Regions from separate parts of the Homo sapiens genome. Here region 2 is linked to region 1. A link is an interaction called in ENCODE POLR2A ChIA-PET data of the cell type or tissue named here. Cell type or tissue: HepG2. All regions are shown on one strand. Links, peaks and the distances in the headings refer to the core of each region. The heading gives the core; the rest is flanking DNA.

Region 1 (15,233 bases), core at 3,828-8,827:
AGCTCACTGCAACGTCTGCCTCCAGTGTTCAAGCAATTCTCCCACCTTAGCCTCCCAAGTAGGTGGGATTACAGGCGCCTACCACCACACCCGGCTAATTTTTTTTGTATTTTTAGTAGAGACAGGGTTTCACCGTGTTGGCCTCGAACTCCTGACCTCAAGTGGTTCAGCTGCCTTGGCCTCCCAAAGTGCTATGATTACAGGCAGTAGCCACTGCACCCAGCCTTGAATTCAGTTTTTTTAATTTTTAATGTCAGTGGACTTATCCTGGGCCCTGAGCTTTTCCACATAGCAGAAGACCCCTGAACTGCAGAAAAGGAAATGAGAGCTCCCACCTGCTCCTTAGGTTACTTGGGGCAGGTCCCCTCAATTCTGCAAGTCTCCTTTCATTTTTTGTGTAGAATGTAAGTGGAAGTGGGTTCAGGAATCCTTTCTTACTCTTTTTTTTTTTTTTTTTTTAATTCTCCAAACTGCTTCAAAAAGGTTCAGGAATCTTGAAGCTTTCCTGGAATTGATTGATGCTCAGTCAACAGGCACGTTTGTGTACCACTTTTCATTATGAGTTTCCACATTGTTCATTTTATCTTTCCAGGAAGTGCTGTGGAACATCAGATAGAATGGATAGCACAGCCCAAATTTTACAAAAAGGATTTTAAAGGAAGATCTCAATGGTGGAACACTAGAGGCTTTCCTGCTAAAGTTAAGAACAAGCAAGTATGTCTATTATCTCATTGTTCAATTGTGAAAAGAAATAGCGAGGTACAAATATAAATTTTTAAACTGGGAGTATAAATTAAAAATTTTTAATAGCGACATAGGAGGGAGAGAATAGAATGAAAGACAAACAGTCTTATTCCTCCAAATATACTTTGTTTTGTATATTTGACTTTGGAAATGTATGCATTTTATATGATTATATTAAAAGGTTTTAAAAAATCAGGCCAGGCACAGTGGCTTACACCTGTAATCCCAGCACTTTGGGAAGCCCGGGTGGGTGGATCACTTGAGGTCAGGAGTTCGAGACCAGCCTGGCCAGCATGGTGAAACCCCGTTTCTACTAAAAATATAAAAATTAGCCAGGCGTGGTGGTGCACACCTGTAATCCCAGCTACTTGGGAAGCTGAGGCACAAGAATCGCTTGAACCCAGGAGGCGTATGTTGCAGTGAGCTGAGATCGTGCAACTGGACTCCAGCCTGTGTAACAGAGCAAGACTCTGCCTCAAAAAGTAATAGTAAAATAAAATACAAATACAAAAAAATTAGCCGGGTGTGGTGACAGGTGCCTGTAGTCCCAACTACTTGGGAGACTGAGTAGGCCAGTCACTGGAACTCAGGAGGTGGAGGTTGCAGTGAGCCAAGATTGTGCCACTGCACTCCAGCCTGGGTGACAGAGCTAGACTCTCTGTCTCAAAAAACAAAAAACAAACAAACAAAAAAAACTAATAAATCATGCTGTATTTTACCTTAAATTGAAAAGTATCAAGACTGAGCACAGTGGCTCAAGCCTGTAATCCCAGCACTTTAGGAAGCCGAGGCAGGCAAGTTGCCTGAGCTCAGGAGTTCAAGACCAGCCTGGGCAACATGGCAAAACCTCGTCTCTACTAAAAAGTACAAAAAATTAGCCAGGCATGGTAGCACGTGCCTGTAGTCCCATAGTCCCAGCTACTCAGGAGGCTGAGGCATGAGAATCACTTGAACCCAGGAGGCGGCGGTTGCAGTGAGCCAGGATCTCGCCACTGCACTCCAGCCTGGATGACAGAGTGAGACCCTGTCACAAGAAAAAAAAAAGTTGGGGTTCGGAACAGTATTTGAGGGTACATGGATAAAACAAGATTAGCCAAATGTTGATGACTGCTGAAGCAGGATTTTATTACTATATTTTCTCTACTTTTGCATATTCTTGAACATTTCTGTGACTAAACGTTTTTTGTTTATTTAAAAAAAGAGGCTGACGCAGTTTTGGCATGCAGGAAGTGTTGGAGCTGAGACTCGAAACTGTCCCCCAGGCCTTGGCCATGCTGATAAATATCTAGGCCCTACAGGAGTTCGTGTCCATGAACCCAGTAAACGCAATTCCTCAGCCTTAAAATCTAGTCACTGACTCATTTCAGGCCCCAGCACAGACGAAAACAAGCCATTCTGTTTGCCCAGTTTACATTGCGGGTCTCCAAGAAGTGGAATGTTCACCAATGATTTTAAGAAAACAGGGCCTGGCGCGGTGGCTCACGCCTGTAATCCCAGCACTTTGGGAGGCCGAGGCAGGCAGATCACCTGAGGTTGGGAGTTTGAGATCAGCCTGACCAACATGGAGAAACCCCATTTCTACTAAAAATACAAAATTAGCCGGGTGTGGTGGTGCATGCTTGTAATCCCAGCTACTCAGGAGGCTGAGGCAGAATTGCCTGAAGCTGGGAGGCGGAGGTTGCAGTGAGCCAGAGATCGTGCCATTACATTCCAGCCTGGGCAACAAGAGCAAAACTCTGTCTCAAAATAATAATAATAATAATAATAATTAAAAAAAAAAAAACAGTACGAGTGTGAAGATCGGAAGGTGGAGGTGAGGGAGGTGAGAGGTCTTGGGCCTGCCCACATTCTTCCTAAGCTATTTTGGCTGGCCCAGGCTGGGAGGCCAGGAATTGCTTTTCCTCTTCAAAAGAAAAGGGGACAAAAAATTAGCTGGGCGTGGTAGCACTCATCTGTAGTCCCAGCTACTCAGGAGGCTGAGGCAGAAGAATTGCTTGAACCGGGGAGGCAGAGGTTGCAGTAAGCTGAGATTGTGCTGCTGCCCTCCAGCCTGGGTGACAGAGCGAGACTCGGTCTCAAAAAAAAAAAAAAAAAAAATGGGGAGGAGGACAGGGCATGGTGGTTCATGCCTATAATTCCAGCATTTTGGGAGGCCAAGGCAGGCAGATCACTTGAGGCCAGGAGTTCGAGACCAACCTGGGCAACACAGTGAAACCCTTTCTCTACTAAAACTACAAAAAATTACCTGGGCATGGCAGCACATGCCTGTAATTTCAGCTACTCGGGAGGCTGAGGCATGAGAATCACTTGAACCTGAGAGGGGGAGGTTGCAGTGAGCCAAGATGGCACCACTGCACTCCAGCCTGGGCAACAGCGTGAGACTCTGTCTCAAAAAAAAAAAAAAAAAAAAAAAATGGCTGGGACACCGTGACTCATGCCTGTAATTCCAGCACTTTGGGAGGCAGAGGCAGGAGGATCCCTGTGAGGCCAGGAGTTCAAGACCAGCCTGGGCAACATAGTGAGACCCAGTCTCTATAAAAAAATTAAAAATTAGCCAGGCGTGGTGGTGTATTCCTGTAGTCCCAGGTACCGGGGAGGTTGAGGTGGGAGGATCCCTTGAGCCCAGGACTTCGAGGCTGCAGTGAGCTATGATCACGCCACTGCACTCCAGCCTTGGCGACAGAGCAACACCCATCTCTTAAATATTATTTATTATAAGGCTTTTGGGCTGGGTGCTGTGGCTCACGCCTGTAATCCCAGCACTTTGGGAGGCCGAGGCGGGCGGATCACGAGGTCAGGAGATTAACACCATCCTGGCTAACACGGTGAAACCCTGTCTCTACTAAAAATACAAAAAATTAGCCGGGTGTGGTGGCATGCGCCTCTAGTCCCAGCTACTCAGTAGGCTGAGGCAGGAGTATGGCGTGAACCTGGGAGTCGGAGCTTGCAGTGAGCCGAGATCGCACCACTGCACTCCAGCCTGGGCAACAGAGCGAGACTCCGTCTCAAAAAAAAAAAAAAAAAGACTTTTGATTGGGTTAGACCTCACCAGTTAGAGATGCTCCTTTAGTTATCTGAGGCTGCTGAGTGGGGTAATCCTAGACCTGGATGCTAGTTTGAAGAAAGCAAGTCTCAGTGCTGGAAGGGGTCATTCAAGGTCATCCATGAGCTTCTGCTGAGCCAGGTGCTATAGGTGGGCTAGGTGGGACAGGAGACAGGTCAGCATCCAGGGTCCTTGAAGGGACCATGTCCTTAAGAAGAGGTAGGATGCCTCCAATGCAGTGGTCCACTGCACGGTGTGGCTGAGACTGCTACAGAGGACACATGGGAAGACCTGCCAGGGTTGGGGGTGGGGGAGGAGCAAGGGCGTCATCCTGGAAGTCACCCCCAAATAGGGCCAAGAAAGATCAGAGAGACAGCAAAGCTCTAATACCACCCTCTGCAAACCCCACCTATGGCGACCTCTCACCTCCTGTCTCCTATTCTCAAACTGGCCTATGCCTAAGGGCCAACCCAGAGACACTTCCACACTGGTCCCTGTCACACGAGACACGCTGGAAGATGGGAATGGCCAACCTCCAGACACACACACATCCAGGCTCCTATCCCCAGAGTGCGTGTTCTCATCCTACTGCATCTCGGAGGCTGGCAGGGTGAATCCCCCAGCAGGTCAGGTAGGTCTGAGGTGTCTCAGCCTGAACTCATGACTCCAAACCACCTTCACGCCTTCGTCCCAACCCAGAAGGAAGAGATCCAGGGAGGAGGGCACACATCGGGCTGCAGGCCAACACACTGACCCTGAGCCTGGCCTCCCCAGCATCAGGCTGAGGAACAGGAGGGTTGAGATGAGCCCCATTAGGTATGTGTGAAGTCTCTGGGACATGGGATGATGCCAGCTGCTGGGATGCAGAAAAGTTGGAGGCAGGGGACAGAGTCTCATTCAAAAGAATTTGTCCATAATCCAAGCTGGGTGTTGTGGCTCACGCCTATAATCCCAGCACTTTGGGAGGCCCAAGCAGATGGATCACTTGAGGTCAGGAGTTCAAGACCAGCCTGGCCAACATGCTGAAACCCCGTCTCTACTAAAAATATAAAAATTACCCGTATGTGGTAGCCCAGGCCTGTAATCCCAGTTACTTGGGAGGCTGAGGTGGGAGGATTGCTTGAACCCAGGAGGTGGAGGTTGCAGTGAGCCCAGATCATGCCACTGCACACCAGCCTGGGCAACAAAGCGAGCAAAGCGAGACTCCATTTCAAAAAAAAAAAAAAAAAATTTTAGCTGCGTGTGCTGGCACATGCCTGCAAATCCCAGCTACTCCGGAGGCTGAGGCATGAGAATCACTTGAACCTGGGAGGCAGAGGTTACAGTGAGCCGCCAGCAACTGTATCTCAAATAAATAAATAAATAAATAAGAATTTGTCTGGAATCTGGGTGAGGCAGAGGAAAATGAAAGAAACCAGAAAAGCAAAGATAAACAGATTTGCAGGGTGGGGTGGAGGATGGAGAATTCAATGGAGCTGAGCACAGCAAGGAGGAGAATGTTGGGCTGAAGGCCTGAGCTTGCTGGGGAGATGTCCTTGATGTCCACACTGGGCATAGAAGGTTGATTGATGCCAGTGGTTAGGGTCCCAAAGAGCCCAGGGACAGCTGGAGGTAGAAAGAAAGGGTGTGGAGGCACGGAAGATGGGCCCATAACCCAGGAAAAGGGAGCCACAGATAGGGGAAATGTATGCAGAAATCGCCACCCTCACTCTGGGAGGCAGGTCCCGACAGATCCCCTTAGCAGGGGACCAATGCCCAGGACCTTGGGGAGATGGTTGGGGACGGGGGAAGCAGCAGATGGTCTGTTACTCAATGAGCACACAGGAGATGTTGGGGGGTCTTGGGGTGGAGAGTGATTCCATGGAAGCCTCTGGATTGGACAAGGAGATGTTGGTGTGAGGTTTTTCCACAGTCCAAGAGAGGCGATTGGACAAGGAGATGTTGGTGTGAGGTTTTTCCACAGTCCAAGAGAGGCTGGTAGAAGAAAAGCAGGTTCTGCTATCAGGCCGGGTGCAGTGGCTCACACCTGTAATCTCAGCCCTTTGGGAGGCCCAGGTGGGAGCATCACATGAGGACAGGCATTCGAGAGCAGCCTGGGCAAGATGGTGAAACCCTGTCTCTACAATAAAAACACAAAAAAATTAGCCGGGTGTGGTGGTGTGCACCTGTAGTCCCAGCTACTCAGGAGGCTGAGACCGGAGGATCACTTGAGCCCAGGAGTTCAAGACCAGCCTGGGCTGGTCAAGACCCCATTTCTAAAAAAATTTAGCCAGGCATGGTGGTGTATGCCTGTAGTTCCAGCTACTTTGTTGGCTGAGGCAGGAGGGTCCCTTGAGCCCAGGAATTTGAGGCTGCGCTGAGCTATGATTGTGCCACTTCACTCCAGTCTGGGTGACAGAGCGAGACCCTGTCTCTAAAAATAAATAAATAAGCCAGGCGCAATGGCTCATGCTTGTAATCTCAGTACTTTGGAAGGCCAAGGCGGGAGGATCACTTGAGCCCAGAAGTTGGAGACCAGGCTGGGCAACATAGAAAGACCCCATCTCTACCAAAAATTTAAAAAATTATCTGGGTGTGATGGTGCACACTTATAGTCCCAGCTACTCAGGAGGCTGAGGTGGGAGGATCACTTGAGCCCAGGTCAAGGCTACAGTGAGTTATGATCACACCACGGCACTCCAGCCCGGGCAAAAAGCGAGACTGTCTCTAAACAAATAAATAAATAAAAAGCCATTTTTTTCACATATGAATGGACTCCTGGGAATGCAAGCTTGGAAATGGGGAGGCCGAAGCCCTTGCCTCTCTGCCTCCTCGCAGCCCTGGCCCGTCTCTCGTCTGTCTCCCTGGGTTTCAGTCCCAGCTCCAGTGCCTACTGACCATGTGACCTGGGGATCATTCCCTTTCCTCTGAGAGCCCCCCTCTTCCTCATCTGAACACTGAGGAAATGACTGGCCTCATATGGTTGCCAGAGCTCAGTTGGGGCCCTCAGAAGGTCGAGTCATTGTTTTTCAGGAGCTGATGAGATCATGGCACGTGTGCCATTGACCTCTGTCCTTCCTCCCTCCCCACCTTTGACTCAGCCTGTCCTCTCCTCCTCTGGACGACCTCTGGGACATCCTGCCCTTTTCCCGTGTTCATTGTTTCTGCAGCAGATGAGCAGGATGTCGGGGATGCTGGGAAATGAAAGGCCCCTGGTCTCTCTGCCGGTAGGCTCTGAGGCAGGGGGTTCAGACCCTCTCGCCTCGGGCTCCTGCTGGCTGGCCCCACACGTGCCCCCTCCAGCCCCAGCCCTGCTCAGTGGAGAAAACAGATAAGGCAGGAAATGTGGCCCCAGTTCTAGGAAGCTCAGAGTCCCAGGAGGCAGAAGACATGCCTCTCACCCGCTCACTGACACCTGCTATTTGCTGGGGCCTGGGAGTGGCATGGACAGCTCTGAGTGGGGCCAGCTTTCACCCTCCCAGGGTGCAGCATGAACTCTAACATCCAGGCCAGGCCAGGCTCCAGGAAAGAGGATGCAAAACTTCATGCAGCCTGTGCAGATTAAACACCAGCCCCAGCTCTGTGAAGGGTAGGTCAGCTCAGCCTGGAGGATGGGAAGGCTTCCTGGAGGAAGAAGCCCTTGAAGGAAGTAGGTGGAACAGAAACTTGCTGTTCTCCTCTCTGGGAGTCTGAGACTGCCCTTTCTTTTTTTTTGAGACAGAGTCTCACTGTGTCTCCCAGGCTAGAGTGCTGGAGTGCAGTGGCACAATCTCAGCTCACTGCAACCTCTGCTTCCCAGTTCAAGTGATTCTTCTGCCCCAGTCTCCCAAGTAGCTGGGACTATATAGGTGTACGCCACCACACCTAGTTAATTTATGTATTTTTATTAGAGACAGGGTTTCGCCAAGTTGGCCAGGCTGGTCTTGAACTCCTGACCTCAGGTGATCCGCCTGCCTCAGCCTCCCAAAATCCTGGGATTACAGGTGTGAGCCACCATGCCCAGACTGCCTGCCCCTTTCTGTCTCTGTCTCAGGCCAGTTCAGGTCTGAGCAGGGCAGTTTTGCTCAGCTTCACTGACCAGGTGAGTGTTGCTCACGATGCCCTCCAGACCCTTTGCCTTCCTCTAGATTTTTTTTTTTTCAAGTTTTATTTTTTTCTTGGAGACAGGGTCTCGCTCTGTCACCCAGGCTGGAGTGCAGTGGCACGATCATGGCTCACTGCAGCCTTGACCTCTGGGGATTAAGCGATCCTCCCACCTCAGCCTCCTGAGTAGCTTGGGACTACAGGCACATGCCACCACACCCAGGTAATTTTTTTTTTTTTTTTTTTTTTTTTGTAGAGGCAGGGTCTTGCCATGTTACCCGGGCTGGTCTCAAACTCCTGGGCTCAAGCAATCCTCTGACCTGGCCTTCCAAAATGCTGGGATTGCAGGCTGGGCCTGCCTTCCTCTAGAGGGCAATGGGTACCATAGCTCACACCTGTAATCCCAGCACTTAAGAGAGCCCAAGGAAGAAGGATCACTTGAGGCCAGGAGTTTGAAACCAGCCTGGGCAACATAGAGAGACTCTGTCTCTACAAAAATAAATAAATTAAATTAAATTTTAAAAAAGAGACTTAACCTCCCTGATGGGGCCCCACCAGCCTGGGTCATGACTCACCTCTGCTTCCCAGCAACCTCCTTCCTGATCCCCAAATCAGAATTCAGGAGGTCTAGGATGTAGTATGTGGCAATCTGTACAATTTCAGCAGTCACAGGAAACAAACACAGCTGAACCTCCCTGAGGGTCTTCCCCGAAACCTTCACCTTGGCAGTATCCCCATCTCTGGGGGGCTGGAATCAGAGGGTCTGGGGACCCACGAGGGAAGGATTTGGTCATGAAGGACTATCTTCCCCTGAGAGAGCCTCTACAGGCCCAGAGAGTTGCCAAGGGAAACAAGGGCAGAGGCAGGAGGAGAGAGGTCAGGTGGTGTGAGACAGGTGGAGAGTCAGAAGCCCTGGTATGGGAGCGGGGTCCATCTGTGTGGGGAACTAGATGGGGTACCATGGTTAGGGGAGGTCTTGTTGTGTGAAGGAGCTGGTGGGGAGGGACTATGTCCAGCAAGGCCCATTCAGTGGCCTCAGACCTCATAAGCTCCGGGGGTGGCCACACAGTTGGTCAGCCATCATGATCCGCAAGTGTCGAGTTGCCATGGCAGCCAGGAAGCATGCATGCTCAAGAAGCTGAGGCTGGGATGGCCAGGCATGGTGGCTGACGCCTATAATCCCAGCACTTTGGGAGGCTGAGGCGGGCGGATCACAAGGTCAGGAGATCGAGACCATCCTGGCTAACACGGTGAAACCCCATCTCTACTAAAAAATACCAAAAAATTAGCTGGGCATGGTGGCGGGCACCTGTGGTCCCAGCTACCCAGAAGGCTGAGGCAGGAGAATGGCATGAACCCGGGAGGCAGAGCTTCCAGTGAGCCAAGATCGCGCCACTGCACCCCAGCCTGGGCGACAGAGCGAGACTACGTCTCCAAAAAAAAAAAAAAAAAAAAAGAAGAGAGAGGAAAAAAAAAAAAGAAGCTGAGGCTGGAGCCGGGTGTGGTGGCTCACACCTGTAATTCCAGCACTTTGGGAGGCCAAGGCGGGCGGATCACGAGGTCAGGAGATCGAGACTATCCTGGCTAACACAGTGAAACCCTGTCTCTACTAAAAATACAAAAAAATTAGCCGGGCGTGGTGGTGGGCGCCTGTAGTCCCAGCTACTCGGGAGGCTGAGGCAGGAGAATTGCTTGAATCCAGGAGGCAGAGGTTGCAGTGATCCGAGATCGCGCCACTGCACTCCAGCCTGGCAACAGAGCAAGACTCTCTCTCAAAAAAAAAAAAAAAAAAAAGCTGAGGCCTTTGACACTGAGCTTCAGGAGACTGAAGACTAGGCTGAGGCTGGTGTGGTGGCTCATACCTGTTATCCCAATGCTTTGGGAGGCTGACCTGGGAGGATCACTTGAGGCCAGCAGTTCAAGACCAGCCTGGGCAACACAGTGAGACCCCGTCTCAAAAAAGAAGAAAAGAGCCAGGCGTGGTGGCTCACACCTGTAATCCCAGCACTTCGGAAGGCTGACGTGGGCACATCACCTGAGGTCGGGAGTTCAAGATCAGCCTGACCAACATGGAGAAACCCCATCTCTACTAAAAATACAAAATTAGCCCATTGTGATGGCGCATGCCTGTAATCCCAGCTACTTGGGAGGCCGAGGCAGGAGAATCGCTTGAACCCAGGAGGTGGAGGTTGTGGTGAGCCGAGATTGCACCATTGCACTCCAGCCTGGGCAACAAGAGTGAAATGCCGTCTCAAGGAAAAAAAAAAAAAAGAAGAAAAGAAGCTTAAGGCCAGGCACGGTGGCTCACGCCTTTAATCCCAACACTTTGGGAGGCTGAGGCAGGCAGATCACTTGAGCTCAAGAGTTCGAGACCAGCCCCATCTCTTCCAAAAATACAGAAAATTAGCCAGGCTTGATGGCACATGCCTGTAGTCCCAGCTACCTGGGAGGCTGAGATGGGAGGATCGCTTGACCCCGGGAAGCAGAAGTTGCAGGGAGCTGTGATTGCACCACTGCACTCCAGCCTGGGTGACATGCAAGACACTGTCTCAAAAATAAAATAAATTATGGCCGGGCGTGGTGGCTCACGCCTGTAATCCCAGCACTCTAGGAGGCAGAGGCGGATGGATCACCTGAGGTCAGGAGTTCGAGACCAGCCTAACCAATATGGTGAAACCCCATCTCTGCTAAAAATACAAACATTAGCCAGGTGTGGTGGCGTGCGCCTGTAGTCCCAGCTACTCAGGAGGGTGAGATAGGAGAATCGCTTGAACCTGGGAGGCAGAGGTTGCAGTGAGTCAAGATTTCACCACTGCACTCCAGCCTGGGCGACAGAGTGAGACTCTGTCTCAAAAAAAATAAATAAAAATAAATAAAATAAATAAGGCCGGGCCCGGTGGCTCATGCCTGTAATCCCAGCACTTTGGGAGGCTAACTAAGGTGGTAGATCACCTGAGATCAGGAGTTTGAGACCAGCCTTGCCAACATGGTGAAACCCCGTCTCCACTAAAAATACAAAAATTAGCGGAGTGTGGTGGCAGATGCCTGTAATCACAGGTACTCGGGAGGCTGAGGCAGGAGAATCGCTTGAACCTGGGAGGCAGAGGTTGCAATGAGCCGAGATCACGCCACTGCACTCCAGCCTGGGCAACAAGAGCGAAACTCCTTCTCAAACAACTAAAAACAAAACAAAACAAACAAATAAATAAATATTAAAATTAAATAAAATATAGCCTAGGCTCAAAGCAGAGCCCTGAGAATCAGGGCCCAGTCCCTTCCCCACAAGTTACTACCACAGACACACCTTGCCAGTCCTTCAACCTGAGAAAAACCTCGAAATGCCCCACACTTTTTCTACTGGCCCCCAGGCTGAGGAAAGGCCAGGGCACAGGGAGTGTTTTGTAGAGATGAGGTCTGGCTATGTAGCCCAGGCTGGCTTCAAACTCCTGGGCTCAAGCGATCCTGCCACCTTGGACTCCCAAAGTGCTAGGATTACAGGTTTATTCCAAAAGTGCTAGGATTTCAGGTTATCCTGAAAACAAAGGGACGACAAGGGGTGGAGGCTGGGTTAGTTCTGGGCTAGAGGGATAGAGTGGCTGCAGGTGGAACCCGGGGGGCCGGGCAGGATGCGAACTTGGTGGGGAAGGAGGGTTTCCACACCAGTGTGTCCTGGCCAAGAATCGGATGAGGCAGGATTTGTTTTGTTGAATTTTGTTTTGTTTTGAGACAAGGTCTTGCTCTGTTAACCAGGCTGGAGTGCAGTGATGCAATCACAGCTCACTGCAGCCTCTAACTCCTGGACTCAAGCAATTCTCCCACCTCAGCCTCCCAAGTAGCTGGGACTTTTAGGTGCATGGCACTATGGCCAGTTAATTTAATTATTATTTATTTTTTCTTTTCTTTTCTTTTCTTTTTTTTTTTTTTTGAGACGGAGTCTCATTCTGTTGCCCAGGCGGAGTGCAGTGGCGCAATCTCGGCTCACTGTAACCTTTGCCTCCCGGTTTCAAGCGATTCTCCTGCCTCAGCCTCCTTAGTAGCTGCGATTACAGGCGCCCACTACCATGCCCGGCTGATTTTTGTATTTTTAGTAGAGACAGGGTTTCACCATGTTGGCCAGGTTGGTCAGGAACTCCTGATCTCAGGTGATCCACCCTCCTCCGCCTCCCAAAGTGCTGGGATTACCGGCGTGAGCTACCGCACCCGGCCTAAAATTATTTTTTTTAGAAATAGGGTCTCATGGTTGGGCGCAGTGGCTCACGCCTGTAACCCCAGCACTTTGGGAGGCCAAAGCAGGTGGATTATTTAAGGTCAGGAGTTCCAGACCAGCCTGGCCAACATGGTGAAACCCCATCTCTCTACTAAAAATACAAAAAAATGAGCTGGGCGTGGTGGCACATGCCTGTAATCTCAGCTACTCGGGAGGCTGAGGCACGACAATCGCTTGAACCTGGGAGGTGGAGGTTGCAATGAGCCGAGATCGCGCCACCGCATTCCATCCTGGGCGACAGAGCAAGACTCCGTCTCAAAAAAAAAAAAAAAAGCGACAGATGGGGTCTCACTATATTGCCCAGGCTGGTCTTGAACTCCTGGGCTCAAGCAGTTCTCCCTACCTTGGCCTCCCGAAATGTCAGGATTACAGACATGAGCCATCATGCGCAGTGGAGAAGCTGTTTTCACTAGAAACTAACCGTCCCGTGGAAGCAGTGTCACCAGTGCCCATTTTATGCTCTGGAGACCCTTTAGTGTTTAAGAATCCATCCGCTAATGTCGGCTCCCCCATCGGCTAATGTCGTAGGGGTGCTGGGAGGAGCGGCAGAGCCCGCGGTCAGGGTCTCCGGGGGCTCACATAGGGAGGTCTCTCTGTTCCCGGCTATGGCCTAGAGCCCCTCTAGCAGTTCCTCCACCACCCCCATTAGGCCGTAGGGGCTTCCCCAGCCAGAGGCCAAGGGCGACGCGACCTTAACGCCGGTCCGCGCACCGCGGCGCCACCTGGAGGTCAGGACCAAGACGAGACAGGCTGTTCAAGTCCCCCAGCTTCGCCGCGGCCGCCACGCCCGACCACCCGGCCCCCGCTGGCGTCCCTAGCTGGCCCCCTACAGGTCTTACCCGCGCTTGTTGCCCCCAGACCCAGGCTTCTCCCCACCTGCACCCACCAGACTGGGAAGGTGGCCAGACTAGACCGAGGGCTGAGGCGGGAGAGACTCCGCCCCCGAGGCCCCGCCCCCTTCTGACAGCAGACGAGGCTGACGTCACTGGATTGGGCAGGTGTCCAGGTGTCCTCTCTCCAGCTGCATCTCCCCTCCTCCACCCAAGGGGAGTCCTCAGTCCCCCAGGCCAGAGTCTCCAATACCCCAAGGTGCCTTCTGTGATCTCCCCGCAGTGCAGCCTCCGGGGCACCCCCCACCCCAATAAAACTCATCTCCGGTTAAAATATCGATTCCAGCGGGCGTGGTGGCTCATGCCTGTAATCCCAACACTTTGGGAGGCCGAAGTGGTCAGATCACCCGAGGTCAAGAGTTCGAGACCAGCCTGGCCAACATGGTGAAACCCCGTCTCTACTAAAAATATAAAAATTAGCCGGGCGTGGTGGTGCACGCCTGTAATCCCAGCTACTCTGGAGGCTGAGGCAGGAGAATCGCTTGAACCCGGGAGGCGGAGGTTGCAGTGAGCCGAGATTGTGCCACTGCACTCCAGCTTGGGCAACAGAGTGAGACCCCATCTCAAAAAAAAAAAAAAAAAAAGGATTCCCAGACCCCACCTCAGTTTCTGACTTTGAGGCCAAAAATCTGGTTTTTGTTTTGTTTTGTCTTGTCTGGTTTGAGACAGGCTCTCGCTCTGTTGCCCAGGCTGGAGTGCAGCGGCATCATCATGGTTCACTGCAGCCTCAAACTCCTGGGCTCAAGCCATCCTCCACCTCAGCCTCCCGAGCAGCTGGGACCACAGGCACATACCACCACCACCAGCAGCTACTTTTCTTTTTTGTCTGTTTGTTTTGTAGAGATGGGGTCTGGCTATGTAGCCCAGGCTGGCCTCAAACTCCTGGGCTCAAGTGATCCTGCCACCTTGGACTCCCAAAGTGCTAAGATTACAGGCATGAGCCACCACACCCAGTTGGAATCTGTGGGTTTTTTTTTTTTTTTCAGACGGAGTCTTGCTCTGCTGCCCAGGCTGGAGTGCAGTGGCTTGATCTCGGCTCACTGCAACCTCTGCCTCCCAGGTTCAAGCGATTCTCCTGCCTCAGCCTCCCAGATAGGTGAGATTACAGGCACCTGCCATCATGCCCAGCTAATTTTTATATTTTTGTAGAGACAGGGTTTCACCATGTTGACCAGGCTGGTCTTGAACTCCTGACCTCAGGTGATCCACCCGCCTTGGCCTCCCAAAGTGCTGAGATTACAGGCGTGAGCCACCGTTCATGGCCTGGAATCTGTGTTTTTTTTTTCTTATTTTATTTTTTGTTTTTGTTTTATTTTTTTGAGACAGAGTCTCGCCCTGTCACCGGGCTGGAGTGCAGTGGTGCAATCTCCACTCACTACAACCTCTACCTCCCGGGTTCAAGCAATTCTCCTGCCTCAGCCTCCCAAGTAGCTGGGACTACAGGTGAGTGCCGCCACGCCTGGCTAATTTTTCGTATTTTTAGTAGAGACGGGGTTTCACTGCGTTAGCCAGAATGGTCTCCATCTCCTGACCTCGTGATCCACCTGCCTCAGCCTCCCAAAGTGCTGGGATTACAGGTGTGAGCCACCATGCCCGGCCTGGAATCTGTGTTTTTAACAAGCTCTCAGGAGATTGTGATATGTCCTAAGCTTCAGAATCCCAACAGTCTACATTCCCATGCAGTGTGGCAGTGATTCCCAAACTTCAGCAGGCGTGTTCAAACAGATTGCTGGCCCCCATCCTAGGGTTTTTGATTCAGTAGGTCTGCGGTGCAGGGCCTGGAGTTTGAATTTCTACTACTCTCTGGGGAATGCGATGCTCTGGTCCAGGACCACACTCTAATAACTATTTCATTTATTTTCCTTTTTTTTTTTTCTTGAGACAGAGCCTTGCTTTTGAGACAGAGATTCAGACAGGTTAATTCACTTGCTGAAGGTCACACAGCCAGGAAAGGCAGAATTTGAACCTGGTCTTTGTGAGCCCAAAGGCTGGGCTGGTTCTGTCTCCGGCAACTGCTAGTTAGCACCTCCCAGGAACTTACCTTGTTTCTGCAGGTTAACTCAACACTCCCTGAAGCCTGAGGAAGTTTGTTATTTTTATTTTTATTTTTTGAAGACAGAGTCTGATTCTATCGCCCAGGCTGGAGTTCAGTGGCGTGATCTCAGCTCACTGCAACCTCTGCCTCCCAGGTTCAAGCAATTCTCCTGTCTCAGCCTCCCGAGTAGCT
Region 2 (15,233 bases), core at 1,765-6,764, 100 kb after region 1:
TATGTTGAGAGTGAGAAATTTCAGGAGAAACTCTGCAAGAAAGCTGGAGTTTCCCTATAATTAGCATGACAAGGGCAAGGCATATAATCCTTGTAAAGGGGTCTTAACACAGTATTACCTGTGTCCCTTTGATATGCTGTGGGAAGGAGTGGGAGCTGGCAGGTGGGCTGTAAGGCAGAATGTGAGGCAGGGGATGCTTATTTCTGGAGGCATGGCTCCATGGTGGCACGGAGACCAATTAGCATCTTAAATCCCCATGATTGATTACCTGTAGATTAGGGTTTGGTGTTGGTGGGAAGTGAAAATTGTGGTCGGCTGACAGCCTGCATGTTTATTCATTCGGTCAGTCAACACGAACTTATTCAGTGCCTATCAAGCGCCAGACACTGTTTTAGGTACTGGAGATACAGTAGTGATAAGTTCCCATTTTCACGGAGCTGACATCCTAGTGGAAGCCATGGACTATAAAGAAATCGTTCTGTATTGCTAAAAGCTATGAAGTAAAATGAAGCTCTGTGGGTTAGAGTGATACCAAACTGAGGTATGATGCAAAGAGAAGAAATATTATTATTAATTTTTTTTTTTGAGATGGAGTCTCGCTCTGTCGCCCAGGCTGGAGTGCAGTGGTCCGATCTTGGCTCACTGCAACCTCCACCTCCTGGTTTCAAGCGATTCTCCTGCCTCAGCCTCCCCAGGTAGCTGGGATTACATGTGCACACCACCACGCCCAGCTAATTTTTGTATTTTTAGTAGAGACGGGGTTTCACCATGTTGGCCAGGCTGGTCTCAAACTCCTGACCTCAGGTGATCCACCTGCCTTGGCCTCCCAAAGTGCTGGGATTACAGGCGTGAGCCACTGTGCCTGGCCTCGAGAAGAAATATTCTTTGTTAAAATGAAGAGGATATTGAGGGAAGAAATTGAAATACCACATTAGCACCGTAGCCACAGAAAGGAGACAGCAGGATGACATTATTTTAAAGGCCAGTTTTCTGTTCAGTGGGTTACAAATATGTCTCCTTCATAAGGGGATAGAGTCGTCTGGGGGCAGTGAGCAAAATTACTAGAATTCCCAGCTGGTTGGATTGGCCGATGTAGCAAAGTTGATGGTTCCAGCCAAAGTTGAATTTCCTAAGATCTGAAGAAAAACACACATTTTAATATTGGTGGGTGGGTATGACTCTGCCTGCATCCCTGCATGTATGAACTCATTCTTGTTCTCTCTTTTTTAATGAGAAATATTTTCTCAGCTGTAGCAAAAACCTACAGCGTTGGTGTGAGGGGTTGAGAGAAAGGCTGCTAGTTTCTGCTGTTCCTAAATTTACATACATACTGCCACAATTGTAGGTCCCACACCTGACCTAGTTTTATTCATTTGGTTTTCTTCCAGTACCTAATTTCCTTAACCTAGATGTGGATCTGTTTAATTTCCCCAACATACACATATGCTTGTTTGTTTAGTTACATTTCTAATTCTTGGAGGATGAATCTGTCATTTGAATCTTAAGACGTGGTAAAAATTGCTGCTAAAAAGCATCTATTTGCAAAGCAGTGCTTTAAATGTTCTTTCTTGTTCTGGTTTGCCTGAATGCGTCTGTGAATGAACCACTGTTCCTCAGAAAGAAAATGGATGTTGAGGCCTGAGATCTCATTGACACAAGGATGGACGCTAACTTTGACACCCAGTTTTTTCAGCAAAGTATGACATATTTCCTTGATGTGGCTGTTTGGGTCCATCTTCAATCCATCGTTCTTCAGGTGTTTGTAATAGACACTTATCTCTTCTATTTCTGCCCAACTTTACTGTGATCACAGGAGTCAGAATTAAGGTGGGCAGAGCTCTGGGCTGGGTGTCAAGAATGCACTTGACAGCTCTTTATTTGTGACAAGTTCCTGCCCTCCTTGTGCCTTACTTTCCCTGTCGGGCTTGCTGGTGGTTCTTAGTTGAAGCATTTTAATCTCCATGGGAGGAAAGGTACAGTATGTTCTTCAATAATTCAGTACTTTTCCATCTGTCTGGGTTGGAGAGGTACACATGTACCTTGCCCCTGTTTTAGTCCCATCCCTCCATCCCCTCCTCTGTCACCTTTCATGTTGACCTCTGCTGGGCAGAGGTGGACAGAGTCTCTCACTAAATTACAGATGTAGGTGCTGTTTCATAAGGGGTGCATGAACCACTTGAAAAGCCCCGAAGGAAGTGATAAATTACTAAAGGGATGAGAAAAAGCTCGACGTGGGGTGGTGGGCGGGGGGGTGGGGATGAGAGAGGTGAGGGCAGAGGGAGACATGTAAAAAAGATTGAGGTTGAGCCTAAAGGGAAGGGCGGCTGGATGCTATCAGGAGTCTACCTGGCTCTAATCAACAGGACAGCTGTTTATCATTGCTGCTGAGGAGGAACAAAGGAAATGGGTTGAAGCAGAATTTAGATCAGGAAGAGGGTTCCTAAAATTAGTGAAATTGACCCTGGAGCAGGGTAATAGGAGAGCCTTCCTCTTAGGGACTATTAAAAGTTCCTAACAGGGACTCTTCATGGTGATGTTTGCATCCAAGATAAGAGCTAAACTGGTTTAGTTGTATCCTGTTCAGAAGCAGAGGAGTGAAATCCCAGAGCAAAGAAACACGATCTGGGGTGTATGAATCTGAACACAATTGTTCAAAGGCAAGGATTTCCCAAGTCCAAATTTGGCACAAATGAAAAAGAACTTGGGTGCTGGGTGGAACTGGTTTTTTTCCATTGTTGACCTGGCAGAACTTTCTTATCTGAGCAGCTGAGCAGGTTTGATGCTTTTATGAAGCAAGATAGAAGCAAAAATATGGGCCAGCATGAGGGTGATGATCACAGAAAAACAAAAGGTGTGGTATTTGTGGAAATAGTACTATGCCTAATGGAATCAGAGAGGAGACGGGAGGGAGGGAAAGAGAGAGGACTGGGCAGTTGTTAGCAGCTACACATACAAGTGGCTTCAGCTGCCAAATAATTCAGAATACTTCATATGCCCTTTAGGTGCCCTGTGAAAAAGAAACTGAAGTGGATAAAGACAACCTGACTGGCTGGAGGCTTGAGTCCTAGTAATAATGTACTTTCCATTGGAAAAACTTACTCTATTCTGAGAAAATAAATTGATCTCTGTTCCTCCCCAGCACTTCCTGGTTAGAAATACCAGAATGAATTTGCTGTGATTACCTCTTTTGGGAGGAACCTGAGAGTTATGTTGGGGAGCTGGGTGCAAGTGGGAGAGCTGGGCCTGTTTAATTCCAGGCCAGTGACTCACATCTGGTCCGCTGCATGACCCTGGTGTGTACCCAGTGAAATGCAGCACACCTAGGCCACATGGTTTTAGCTACCAGGAGGAAGGGGGCTCTCGTTTCTAAATTGCTTCTTTTGGCCAGCAGTGGCCTCTCTGTGATTCAGAAAGAAAAACTCTGACTCATAGGCCATGTAACTAGGCCCCCTTCCTAGGCTGCAGTGTTGCCTTGTAGAGAATTCTCCCTGCCCCCAGACTGTGGCTCTGGTTGTACAAAATCCAGTCTACAGACATCAAGGTCAGAGCAATGCTTTTTGTACTGTGCTATGGAAACATCCTGTTCCATCAGATTCATTTGGCCCAAAGCACCTAAATCATTTCTTATTTTCTCTGCCTTCCCATCATCCTGTCACGTCTGCCGCCCCCCCCGCCCGCCACCCCCACCAAAAATAAACTCTTTTAGTCCAGGCTCAACCATAAGTTCTGTTCTAAGCATCCCATTTTGATTGATGCCTGGGTTGAGTCCTGCCTCCTCCCCCTAACAAGGAAGCATACCTCCCTGTTTACAGTTCGCTAACAGTTCCTGGTTATCCATTCAGGAAATGTCAATGACCTTTTTGTGATAGGCTTAGAATCTGTTTTTCTAGTGTAAACATAATACATTTTACCTTCCCCATGACTGTTTCTCTTCCTTCCGCAACTGCTGCATCCTGGAGTCACGTTCTCCCTGATCCATCAGTGCCTGACTGAATAGCACCCTACTGCAGTAAGAAGTACCTTTGTCCAGGCTTCCTGGGTTCTTCTTGTGAGCTCCTGGTGATAAGATAACTCTGTCCTATAATTTTTGTATCCCCCACAGTGCCTCCCATAATGCCTTGTGTTTTGGCAAAGTAAATTTTGTTTGTAGGAGGTGAAGGAGAAGACCTTTGAGATCACAGGGACAATGAGGTCTGGCTAGACTTCAGAAAGCCCTGACATTCTGAAGGGGAAGGGCCTAGTGGTTAAGGTGAGAAAGTCTAAAAGCAGGCTGGCTAGAATTAAAAGCAAAACCAAACCAAGCCATTAGCAAGAGAGGCCTTAGGAGAGAGAATGGACTATCTCTGAAATGTGATCGGAAGACAGTCTTCGGGGCAGACCAAGCTTAAGAGCTATTGTTTGATATGTAGTAACAAAGCCTTGCTTTCGTTTTTCCCTGAGCTTATCTTTCCTTGGGGGCATCAGTCCTCTTTGATATTGCTTGTCTTTTATAAGAGCATTTTTGAGACCCTTTATACCTAAAGGTCTAGCAGCAGAATTGCTGCAAACAGCGTCAACTGGAGCCTCCAGTGTCCTGTCCTTTGTTAAAATCCCATAATGAGTAATTTATCATCCGCAGGGTGGCCGCCCTTACTGTTCACTCTGTACTGAGTCCGCCCACTCCCTGCCCCCCACCCCCACCACCGCTGCTTTTGCTTACACCTCGCTGCTGTTCTCCCAGACTTGGCAGGAGCACTTGGATTCTGTGTGTGCACCTGTTAGTGTGAATGTATGTTTTCCCCACCTTCTTTGTGAATTTTCAGGATTTTCATCTGTTAAATATTTTTGTCTCTTTTTCCCCCTTTGCGCTTCCTGAGGATGTCAGCCAGGACCCTATTCTGGATTTTTATTTGAGCAACTCGATTTGGCCATTTTTTTTTTTTCCATGAGAGTAAAAGTCTGAAGAGGCCTCATCTGCTGAGACTGCTTCCCTCCTGTCCCAGGATCTAGCTTGTTTTGGTTTGGGCAGTTTTGTTTAATCCAGTGAGGGTAGTAGACCTAGACCAGAATAATACTTAAGGTGCAAGGACAGGGGAACCTATGAAGCCCTGCCTGGCTTAGCCCCAAGTTTCCTGTATTAGAACACTCCTGAGACCAGTTGAGTGGGGACAAGGAAGCCTTCTCTTCTCTTATAATCTCCACAGGGTTCCTGGAGGCAGAACTGGATTCCCAGGGAGTTAACAGAACATACAGAGGAGGCACAAAAGCATTGCCACAGGTTACATATTCCTCGCCCATGCCAGCCTTATAGCTCATGGTTGAACTTGACTTCTTCCTGCTTTATTGAGAGATACAGAAATAAGAAAATCAAATATTTCTTTTCCTAGAGATGGCTTCCTGAAAGAGAGGGACCCTCTCCATCCCACCACCACTCCACCCTTCTTTGTAGACACAAGGAGGACCAGCTGGGCTAGAGACTGTTTTTTGTCACCATATCCTGTTTTTGTTAGTGTTATCAAGAATAGTACTGGGCCTTCATTTTTGCCTTCCCTCATGCTTGAAGGATTTGTGTTTTTGTGGGCCCTGGGACCTTGGGGATGGGCTGTAGGTCTAAAACAATGATAAAGTAGGAAGTGGGAAGTGGTCACGTGTCTGAGTTCCCAGAAGTACCCCCCTCGGCCTACAGGCTGAACACTGAAACTACTGGGATCTGAGCCAGGCTAGAGGAGGCTTCTGGATGGGCAGGCTCTACCTTTCCTCTCCAGAACTACTGGGATCACAGGATGTTCCTGACTCTCTCTTCCCTGTCTCTTTGGAGATTCTTTTTTTTGGGGGTTGGAGGGGGGTGGTGGGAGTGGGGACAGAGTCTTGCTGTTGCCCAGGATGGAGTGCAGTGGGGTGATTTTGGCTCACTGTAGCCTCTGCCTCCCAGGTTCAAGCGATACTTGTGCCTTAGCCTCCTGAGTAGCTGAGATTACAGGCGTGCACTACCATGCCCGGCTAATTTTTGTATTTTTAGTAGAGACAGGTTTTCACCATATTGGCCAGGCTGGTCTCGAACTCCTGGCCTCAAGTGAGCTGCCTGCCTCGGCCTTCTAAAGTGCTGGGATTACAGGTGTGAGTCACTGTGCCTGGCCTCTCTTTGGAGACTTCTAATATCTCCAAAATATTCCAAATATTTCCCTTCTTTCCTGGAATTAGGAAGTAGCTTCAGATGGGGGGGTTCTATCTGAGCTTAGTTTATATGCTATTCTTTCACCCTTTCTCCCTCCTCCTCCTCCTCCCATGAACAGCCTGCCATGCTAACTGCATTATACTTCTCTTTCTTCCTGTTTCTCTCCCATAGGAGAGGGCTGAACCCCCCTCATCGTGTCAAGTCAATCTCCATGACAACTTTCACTGAGCCTGAAGTAGTATTCCTGCAATCCCGTGGAAATGAGGTGAGCTGCCACCGATGGAGTGGTGAGAAGGTCACCTATCTGCAGGTGGGGCTTTGCCTCAAGATTGTAGGGAAACCTTACGGTTTTATTTTTGGTTGAGTTTCTCTTAATTTTTTCATATGTATGATTTCTTTCCTTAGGTATATTTACAGAATCTTTATTCTGTTATACAAATCATGGTTTGTCTAGGCCTCCTTTTCAGGAGTCAGGGGAAGTAGCAATATCGTTGTAGGATGTGGCACCTGAGCAATGGAGGGGTAGAATGACCAGAGCTCCAGAGCGTGAGCATTCAGAGTTGACTGGGCCAGCCCCTCTGAGGAAGCTTTCCTGGAGCCAGCTCTGCTGCCTTCAGCCTCGACAACCTGGATTTAAGTGCATATCTTGTACTGGAAAGTGACTTAAACCCCTTCCCTAGCTAAATCTGCCGATCAGAAGTTGCTATCCTTGGCGTTAGCAGTACCCCAGCTTATGGGTGATTGGTTTACTTAGAGGGTATCCTCAAGGGCCTCTGGAGGTGTCCTGGAAGCCAGAGCTCTGAAAATTGTCCTGGACCCTACCCTTAGTGAAATTTAATTCTCCATAATTCTCATGGCCCTCTATTTTCCTTTTTCAATACATGTCACAAAATGTGATTATAACTTTAGTTTTATTTATCTAAGATATGACTGCCCCATTGGATTATAAACTCTGCGAGGACAGGAATCATATCTGGTTTGTAGGTAGACCCAGATCCTAGCACTGTGTCCATGCTCAATATTTGTTTATTTATTTATTTATTTATTTATTTATCAGAGACAAGCTCTTGCTTGCTCTGTCACCCAGGCTGGAGCTTAATGGTGCAATCTTGGCTCACTGCAACCTCAACCTCCTGGGCTCAAACGATCCTCCCACCTCAGCCTCCCAAGTAGCTCGAACTATAGGCACATGCCACCATGCTCCACTAATTTTTGTATTTTTTTAGAGAGTGGGTTTCGCTGTGTTGCCCAGACTGCTCTTGAACTCCCGTACTCAAGTGATCCACCCACCTCGGCCTTTCAAAGTGCTGAGATTACAGGTGTGAGCCACCACATCCAGCCAATATGTATTTACTGATGAATAAATAGGAAGTGGTGGCTGGGCGCGGTGGCTCATGCCTGTAATCCCAGCAGTTTGGGTAGCTGAGGTGGGCAGATAACGAGGTCAAGAGATCGAGGCCATCCTGGCCAACATGGTGAAACCTCATCTCTATTAAAAGTACAAAAATTAGCTGGGCGTGGTGGCGCATGCCTATAGTCTCAGCTACTTGGGAGACTGAGGCAGGAGAATTGCTTGAACCCCGGAGGTGGAGGTTGCAGTGAGCTGAGATCGTGCCACTGCACTCCAGCCCGGCGACAGAGCGAGACTCCGTCTCAAAAAAAAAAAAAAAAAAAAAAAAAGGAAGTGGTATTTTTTGTATTTCCTGCTTTCTGCTCCCACTCCTCTGACACCTTCATTCTTTTAGGTTTGCCGGAAGATTTGGTTGGGTCTGTTTGATGCTCGGACATCTTTAGTACCAGATTCCAGGGATCCTCAGAAAGTGAAGGAGTTTCTCCAGGAAAAATATGAGAAGAAGAGATGGTAAGGAGTAGGAAAGAGGTTGCTATGGAAACGTGTTCAAGACATTCTTCATCTGACAGTCCAGTTTCTAGAGTTGAATTTGGCCTTCTCACAAAAGACTAGACTTGGGTCGATTCTGTTCCACTCACATTCAGTTACGGCTAAAATAAATCTACATGAAAGGACAACTTGTTCTCAGTCACTAACCCTGCAGATTTTATGTCCTCTCTTTTGGAGAGATAGTAGACTGATTGGAGTCGGGAGGTAGGCCTGTGGGTGTTCATTTTTATAGCTCAGCTGATCTTATGTATGGGGAGAGATGGCTGGAAGCACACATCCTATAGTTTTATTCCTTTAACCCATCATTTTATGATTTTTTTTTTTTTTTGAGACAAGGTCTCACTCTGTTGCCCAGGCTAGAGTGCAGTGCCACAGTCACAGCTTACTGCAGTCTCAGCTTCTTGGAGCTCAGGTGATCCTCCTACCTCATCCTCCCCAGTAACTGGGACTACAGGTGTGTGCCACCATGCCTGGCTAATTTATATATATATATATATATATATATATATATATATATTTCTTTTTTTTTTTTTTTTTGAGACAGAGTCTCGCTCTGTCACCCAGGCTGGAGTGCAGTGGCGTGATCTCGGCTCACTCCAAGTTCCACCTCCCAGGTTCACGCCATTCTCCTGTCTCAGCCTCCCGAGTAGGTGGGACTACAGGCGCCCGCCACCACACCCAGCTAATTTTTTGTATTTTTAGTAGAGACGGAGTTTCACCGTGTTAGCCAGGATGGTCTCGATCTCCTGACCTCGTGATCCGCCCACCTTGGCTCCCAAAGTGCTGGGATTACAGGCGTGAGCCACTGCGCCCGGCCTTAATTTTTATATTTTTTGTAGAAATGAGGTTTCACCACGTTGCCCAGGCTGGTCTGAAACTCCTGGGCTCAAATGATCTGCCTGCCTTGGCCTCGCAAAGTGCTGGGATTACAGGCGTGAGCCACCGTGCCCGGCCTTGTTTCATGATTTATATGTACAGTCAGCCCTCTGTATCTGTAGATTCTGCAACCATGGATCCAATCAACCTCACATCAAAAATATTTGGGAAAATAGGCCAGGCAAGGTGGCTCACGCCTATAATCCCAGCACTTTGGGAGGCTGAGGTGGGCAGACCACTTGAGGTCAGGAGTTCGAGACTAGCCTGGCCAACATGGTGAAACCCCGTCCCTACTAAAAATACAAAAAAAATTAGCTGGGTGTGGGGGTGGACACTTGTAATCCCAGCTACTCTGGAGGCTGAGGCAGGAAAATTGCTTGAACCCAGGAGGCGGAGGTTGCAGTGAGCTGAGATCATGCCACTGTACTCCAGCCTGGGCAAAGAGAGAGAGACTGTCTCAAAAAAAAAAAAAAAAAAAAAAAAAAGTAGGGAACACAAAAAATAACAATACAACAATAAAAAATAATACAAATAAGGCCAGGTGTGGTGGCTCATGCCTGTAATCCCAGCACTTTGGGAGACCGAGGCGGGTGGATCACAGGGTCAGGACTAGTTCAAGACTAGCCTGGCCAAGATGGTGAAACCCCGTCTCTACTAAAAATACAAAAAATTAGCCAGGCATGGTCATGGGCACCTGTAATCCGAGCTACTCAGGAGGCTGAGGCAGAGAACTGCTTGAACCCGGGAGGCAGTGGTTGCAGTCAGCTGAGATCGTGCCACTGTACTCTAGCCTGGGTGACAGAGTGAAACTCCGTCTCAAAAAAAAAATAATAATACAAATAAAAAGCAATACAATATAGCAACTATTGCATGGCATTTACATTGTATTAGGTATTATAAGTAACCTAGAGATGATTTAAAGTATATTGGAGGATATACATATTTGATGCAAATACTTCACCATATTATATAAGAGACTTGAGTGTCCCGTCCTCTGATTATGGAATTGTCAGGGGGATCCTGGAACCAGTTCCCTGAGGATACCATGGGACAACTATATTTTGTCTTCCTGATGAAGGAAACAGCATCTCCATTCTCCCTTACCTTTCCTCTCCCCTGGTATCACTTCTTGTGGGATCTCTGGGGTGTGTACATGTTGGGAGGTAACTGTGAGGTAGAGAAGAGAATGCAGAGAACAAAGAGATTGATGTGGATAAGACCACACTGTGGAGTCCCTCCTAGGGATGTCCTCAGGATTAAGCTGACACTTACAGAGTAGGGGCCACATACACTGTAGTGGAAGGGAATTGTCCCGGCAGGAGCTGGCAGGATGGAAGTGTGGATTGTGAGCACCTAGAGGATGAGGCGGCAGGCAGCTTTTCTATGGAGCTGAGAAGAAGGAGTCTGAAGAAACACCCAGGAAATAAAAGAGGGGGACCTTTGCCAGGTGTGGTGGCTCATGCCTGTAATCCCAGAACTTTGGAGGCTAAGGCAGGAGGATCACCTGAGGCCAAGAGGTTGAGACCACCCTGGGCAACATAGTGAGACCTCTTCTCTACAAATAATTAAAAAATTAGCCAGGCATGGTAGCATGTACTTGTTTGTGGTCCCAGCTACTTGGGAGGCTGAGGCAGGAGAATCACTTGAGCCTAGGTAGTTAAGGCTGTGTTGAGCCAACATTGCCCCACTGCACTCCACCCTGGGCAACAGCGAGACCCTGTCTCAAAAAAACCAAAAGATGTTCAAGGGGATGCTCAAGATAGGCAGAACTTTGCTAAGTTGCTCGGTTCCCTTCAAAAAAGGGAATCAGTAGAGAAAAATGAGCATAGATTTTGACTCCTGTGTCTTCCCAAACATCTCAGCTGAGCGTGGTCCAAAGTTTTATCCCTCTCTTTACAGCCTAACTATTCTTTCTCAAAGGTATGTCCCCCCAGACCAAGTCAAGGGGCCCACTTATACCAAAGGCAGTGCCTCCACCCCTGTGCAGGGCTCCATCCCAGAAGGGAAGCCCCTTCGGACACTTCTGGGTGATCCTGCACCGTCTCTCTCAGTTGCTGCCTCCACCTCGAGCCAGGTAACTCTCAGATCTGCTCGTCATGTTTCTTTTGAGATTTGGGAGACAGGAGTGTCAGTTTCCTGAATCAGATTCCCCGGACTTAGCAGACAACAGTGCAGGAGCTGTGAGTTGGGTCTCGGCTCTGCTGTTAACCTGTATCTTGTATTTGTCACTTCTGGACCTCATATCTTTTGGAAGTCAGAACCTAACAGGAAGTGGTATTTAGGAAAGTCAGAATATCAGCTCCAAACCTGAGCATTCCATCAAAGAAACACAGAAGGGGCTGGAATATGGTGTCCAATACCTGGGAAGGTTGAGGAGTAACAGCCCTGGGGGCAGTATTGGGCAGTATTCCTGTATATCTCAGGGTTACCTTGGCTCATGTGCTGTAAAATGTGTGGTTCTTGGAGCAGGTGTACTGAGAAGATGAGGATGATATGAGCTCTGAGAGGGGCTAAGGCAGCTCCTGCCCAGGAATCTTCTAGGTTGAGGGCAGTTACTCACTGTCTTCTCTCTCTACCTGCCTATCTGAGGGCAACCTGGGGAGCCAGAGGAGGGCCTGGGGCATGTCTGGGATTCTAAGGGCTGTATGCATTCCTTCTCCTCCAAGCCCGTCAGTCAGTCTCACGCTCGGACATCCCAGGCCCGGAGCACTCAGCCACCTCCCCACTCCTCTGTCAAAAAAGCCAGTACTGACCTGCTGGCTGACATCGGTGGAGACCCCTTTGCTGCACCCCAGATGGCACCAGCTTTTGCTGCATTCCCTGCCTTTGGGGGTAAGTGGGTTTTGGGATGGGACCCTCCCTACAGCGTATATGCTTACAACATGAGAGATCCAGTCCCTGGAGGTAACCATGGCTCTAGATCTTCTCATGCAAACAAATGTGAGGGTCACTCTGAAGCAGTGAGGCTGGGAGGACTGGGGTCAAATAAGTACAGCCAGGATTATGTTTGGGGGTTTGATCCTAAAACATTATAGTTGAGGGCTCCTAGCACTTCCTTTTAGAACACTGGAAATAGCCTTTTTTATTATTTTCTGTCTCTGTTAAAATGGGAGGAGGGGGATTATCATGTGTTCCAGTTCACCAAAGATTATTCTTCCCCCAAATCAGCAATAGCCAGTAGAGGGTTCAGCAGCATAGAATCTGTTTTCCCTTTTTAAAAATTTTCAAGCCAGACACAGTGGCTCACACCTGTAATCCTAGCATTTGAGAGGCTGAGGTGGGCAGATCACCTGAGGTCAGGAGTTCAAGACCAGTCTGGCCAACATGGTGAAACCTCATCTCTACTAAAAAGAAAAAAAAAATTAGCCAAGTGTGGTGGCATGTGCCTGTAGTCCCAGCTACTTGGGAGGCTAAGGCAGGAGAATTGCTTGAACCTAGGAGGTGGAGGTTGCAGTGAATCACAATTGCATCACTGGACTCCAGCCTAGGTGACAGAGTGAGACTCCGTCTCAAAAAAAAAAAAAAAAAAAAAAAAATTCAAGCTCCTTCCTCCATGAAAAAAAATTTTCATGCTCCAAACTAGGCCCTGACAAAAATGTTAATGCCTCATGGAGTAAGGACAGAAGAGGGCAGGGAGTGAACCTGGAGGCCCTGGGTGCCCCTGTTCCCCTGTGTGGGTCTGGCTCTTGGCCCCAGGCCCCACCCATTTCCCTCTGAAGAGAACCCTGTGGAAAGGCAGATGTCCCATAAGAGTGGCCTTTGGCCTTTAGAATTAGTAGCTATATTACATGGATAGGCATATACATTTTCTTTTCTTTTTCTGTTGTGTGTGTGTGGTTTTTTTTTTTTTTTTTTTTTTTTTTTTGAGTCAGAGTCTCATTCTGTCACCCAGGCTAGAGTAGAGTGGCACAATCTCGGCTCACTGCTAGCTCCACCTCCCAGGTTTAAGCAATTCTCATGCCTCAGCCTCCAAGGTAGCTGGGATTACAGGCATGTACCACCACGCCCAGCTAATTTTTATATTTTTAGTAGAGACAGATTTCACCATGTTGACCAGGCTGGTCTTGAACTTCTGACCTCAAGTGATCTGCCCACCTCGGCCTCCCAAAGTGCTGGAATTACAGGCGTGAGCTACCACACCCGACAATTTTCTATATAACCTTTATGTTTCTTCCACCTACAGGCCAGACACCTTCCCAAGGAGGCTTTGCCAACTTTGATGCCTTTAGCAGTGGCCCCAGCTCTTCTGTGTTTGGAAGCCTCCCTCCAGCTGGTCAAGCCTCGTTCCAGGCCCAGCCAACTCCTGCAGGTAAACTCTGCCCCACTGGCTTCCTTTCTCTTCCAACCGTGTCCATTTGTTCATGTCTATAAATCACCATTCATATCCTCACTATCCTAAAGAACTGCTCAAAGCAGCAAAGCACAAAGAGAAGCAGCTCCAGGAGAGGATGAGCGTGTCTGACACATTCTTGTCAGGGAGAGGGGGCTCTACTGTTCTGCTTTTTCATGAAAGGAAAATGACTAAGATTGCAGCAGGAGCTGTGTGGGTTATACACTAGGAAACTTTTCACTAGGAAGTATGGAAGACCTGAGTCCTAGAAAAATTGAAAATGGACGTGACTTTTTCTCTAAGGTGCTCTTGTCTGCATAGTACGCTGTCCCAAAGGGTCAAGGGTCAAGGTAGTCTCCAGAAGTCCTCATCCATCCCTCTAAGACCAAAGGCCTGTAAACTCTATGTTGCTGCCAGCCACAATGGCTCACGCCTGCAATCCTAACACTTTGGGAGGCCGAGGTGGGAGGATCGCTTGAGCCCAGGAGTTTGAGGCTGTAGTGAGTGATTATTGTGCCATTGCACTCCAGTCTGGGTGACAGAGTGAGACCCCATCTCAAAACAAACGAACGAACAAACAAAACCAAATAAACTATGTTATTTAGCCATTGCAAGAGACTCTTCAGGCCTTCTTAAAGCATTCTGCTCCTTCCTAAGCTCTACACATTGAGTCTTCATAGCCTTTGGGTGCCTTCTGCCATTGGACATCCTGGACACATGGGAGGGCAGCTGCAGTGCTCGCCGTCAGGCTCAGATGTCTGGGGAAAAGCCAGTGACATACACTCTTTCTTTCTCCCTTCCTCTACCCACCCTTCTCTTCTCCACCCTCACTGCCAGCCAGTCGGATGCTAACTGAAAGTTACAGCTTTGGTAAGTTATTATCCCCACCCCAGAGCCTACCCAAGTGCCTCTGATCATAGAGTTTTGAGGGCTGGAAGGAACCCTTAAAATTTGGCCATTTGACAGATAAGGCAGTTAAGCAATTTCCCTAGTCATGCAGGCCACAGAGCGACCAAGCTGAGACCAGAGCCCAGACTTCTTGACTCATGCTCTGCCCACAGCCTTCTCACTGTGCCACTGTGAGCTGATTAGCTGCTTTTGTTTTTATTTTATCGTTTTGGAGGGCTATAAGAAGAAACATTTTATATTGATAAAAGTTGGCTGGGCGTGGTGGCTCACATCTGTGATGCCAGCACTTTGGGAGGCCCAGGTGGGCAGATCACCTGAGGTCAGGAGTTTGACATAAGCCTGGCCAACATGGTGAAACACCGTCTCTACTCAAAATACAAAAATTAGCTGGGCATGGTGGCAGGCACCTGTAATCCCAGCTACTCAGGGGACTGAGGCAGGAGAATCACTTGAACCTGGGAGACAGAGGCTGCAGCGAGCCGAGATCCTGCCACTGCACTCCAGCCTGAGTGACAGAGTAAGACTCTTGTCTCAAAAAAAAAAAAAAAAGTTAAAATTCACAAAGAGGTTCTCAAAATCATGTACTTAAAATAACTGACCGCATACCCATGAGATTCACGAAGCAAAAACTATTAGACACAATCAGAATTTAATAAGCCAAAGGACTAGGAGACTATAATATGCTTTCCCACATGACTAATAGACAAGTAAGAAATAAACTATAGGAAACAAAATCTCCATAAATTCTAACAAAGACAAATCACATAGGTCACATTTTGGTTTTTGTTGTTGTTTTGTTGTTTGTGTGTTTTTTGAGACAGAGTCTTACTCTGCTGCCCAGGCTGGAGTGCAATGGCGTGATCTCATTCAAGCGATTCTCCTGCCTCAGCCTCCTGAGTAGCAGGATTACAGGCGCATGCCACCATGCCCGGCTAATTTTTGTATTTTTAGTAGAGACGGGGTTTCACCATGTTGGCTAGGCCGGTCTCAATCTCCTGACCTCAAGTGATCCGCCTGCCTTGGCCTCCCAAAGTTCTGGGATTATAGGCATGGGCCACTATGCC

The links. ChIA-PET counts read pairs that join two places held together with the same protein. Peaks named below come from ENCODE experiments on the same cell type or tissue, not always from the same donor. Only the 100,000 strongest peaks of a DNase experiment are listed, where the experiment ranks them.
Region 2: POLR2A ChIA-PET joins it to region 1 with 6 read pairs; 18 of 35 experiments call an interaction of 5 or more read pairs at or near these places.

What each region holds. Positions count from the first base shown.
Region 1 is chr7:100,437,789-100,453,021 of GRCh38, forward strand. PPP1R35-AS1 (PPP1R35 antisense RNA 1) reads left to right here. Exons shown (of 3, transcript NR_187540.1): 2 at 593-714; 3 at 1,946-2,089. Among named protein-coding and RNA genes, the nearest start is that of PPP1R35-AS1, 8.7 kb to the left of the region's middle. RefSeq lists enhancers at 6,045-6,729, 6,730-7,414, 7,325-7,484, 8,688-9,188, a cis regulatory region at 6,530-7,383 and a silencer at 13,002-13,101. In HepG2, for the core only: a CTCF peak has its summit at 8,194 (motif pointing right); a DNase peak (open chromatin) is centred at 6,813.
Region 2 is chr7:100,542,497-100,557,729 of GRCh38, forward strand. It overlaps AGFG2 (ArfGAP with FG repeats 2), which reads left to right. Exons shown (of 12, transcript NM_006076.5): 2 at 6,326-6,419; 3 at 7,900-8,015; 4 at 10,851-11,004; 5 at 11,597-11,762; 6 at 13,114-13,239. It overlaps LOC124901708 (a long non-coding RNA gene), which reads right to left and starts at 4,000. Exons shown (of 2, transcript XR_007060453.1): 1 at 3,912-4,000; 2 at 971-1,136. In HepG2, for the core only: a CTCF peak has its summit at 3,356; DNase peaks (open chromatin) are centred at 2,065, 2,685, 3,385 and 3,845; H3K4me3 peaks cover 2,143 bases.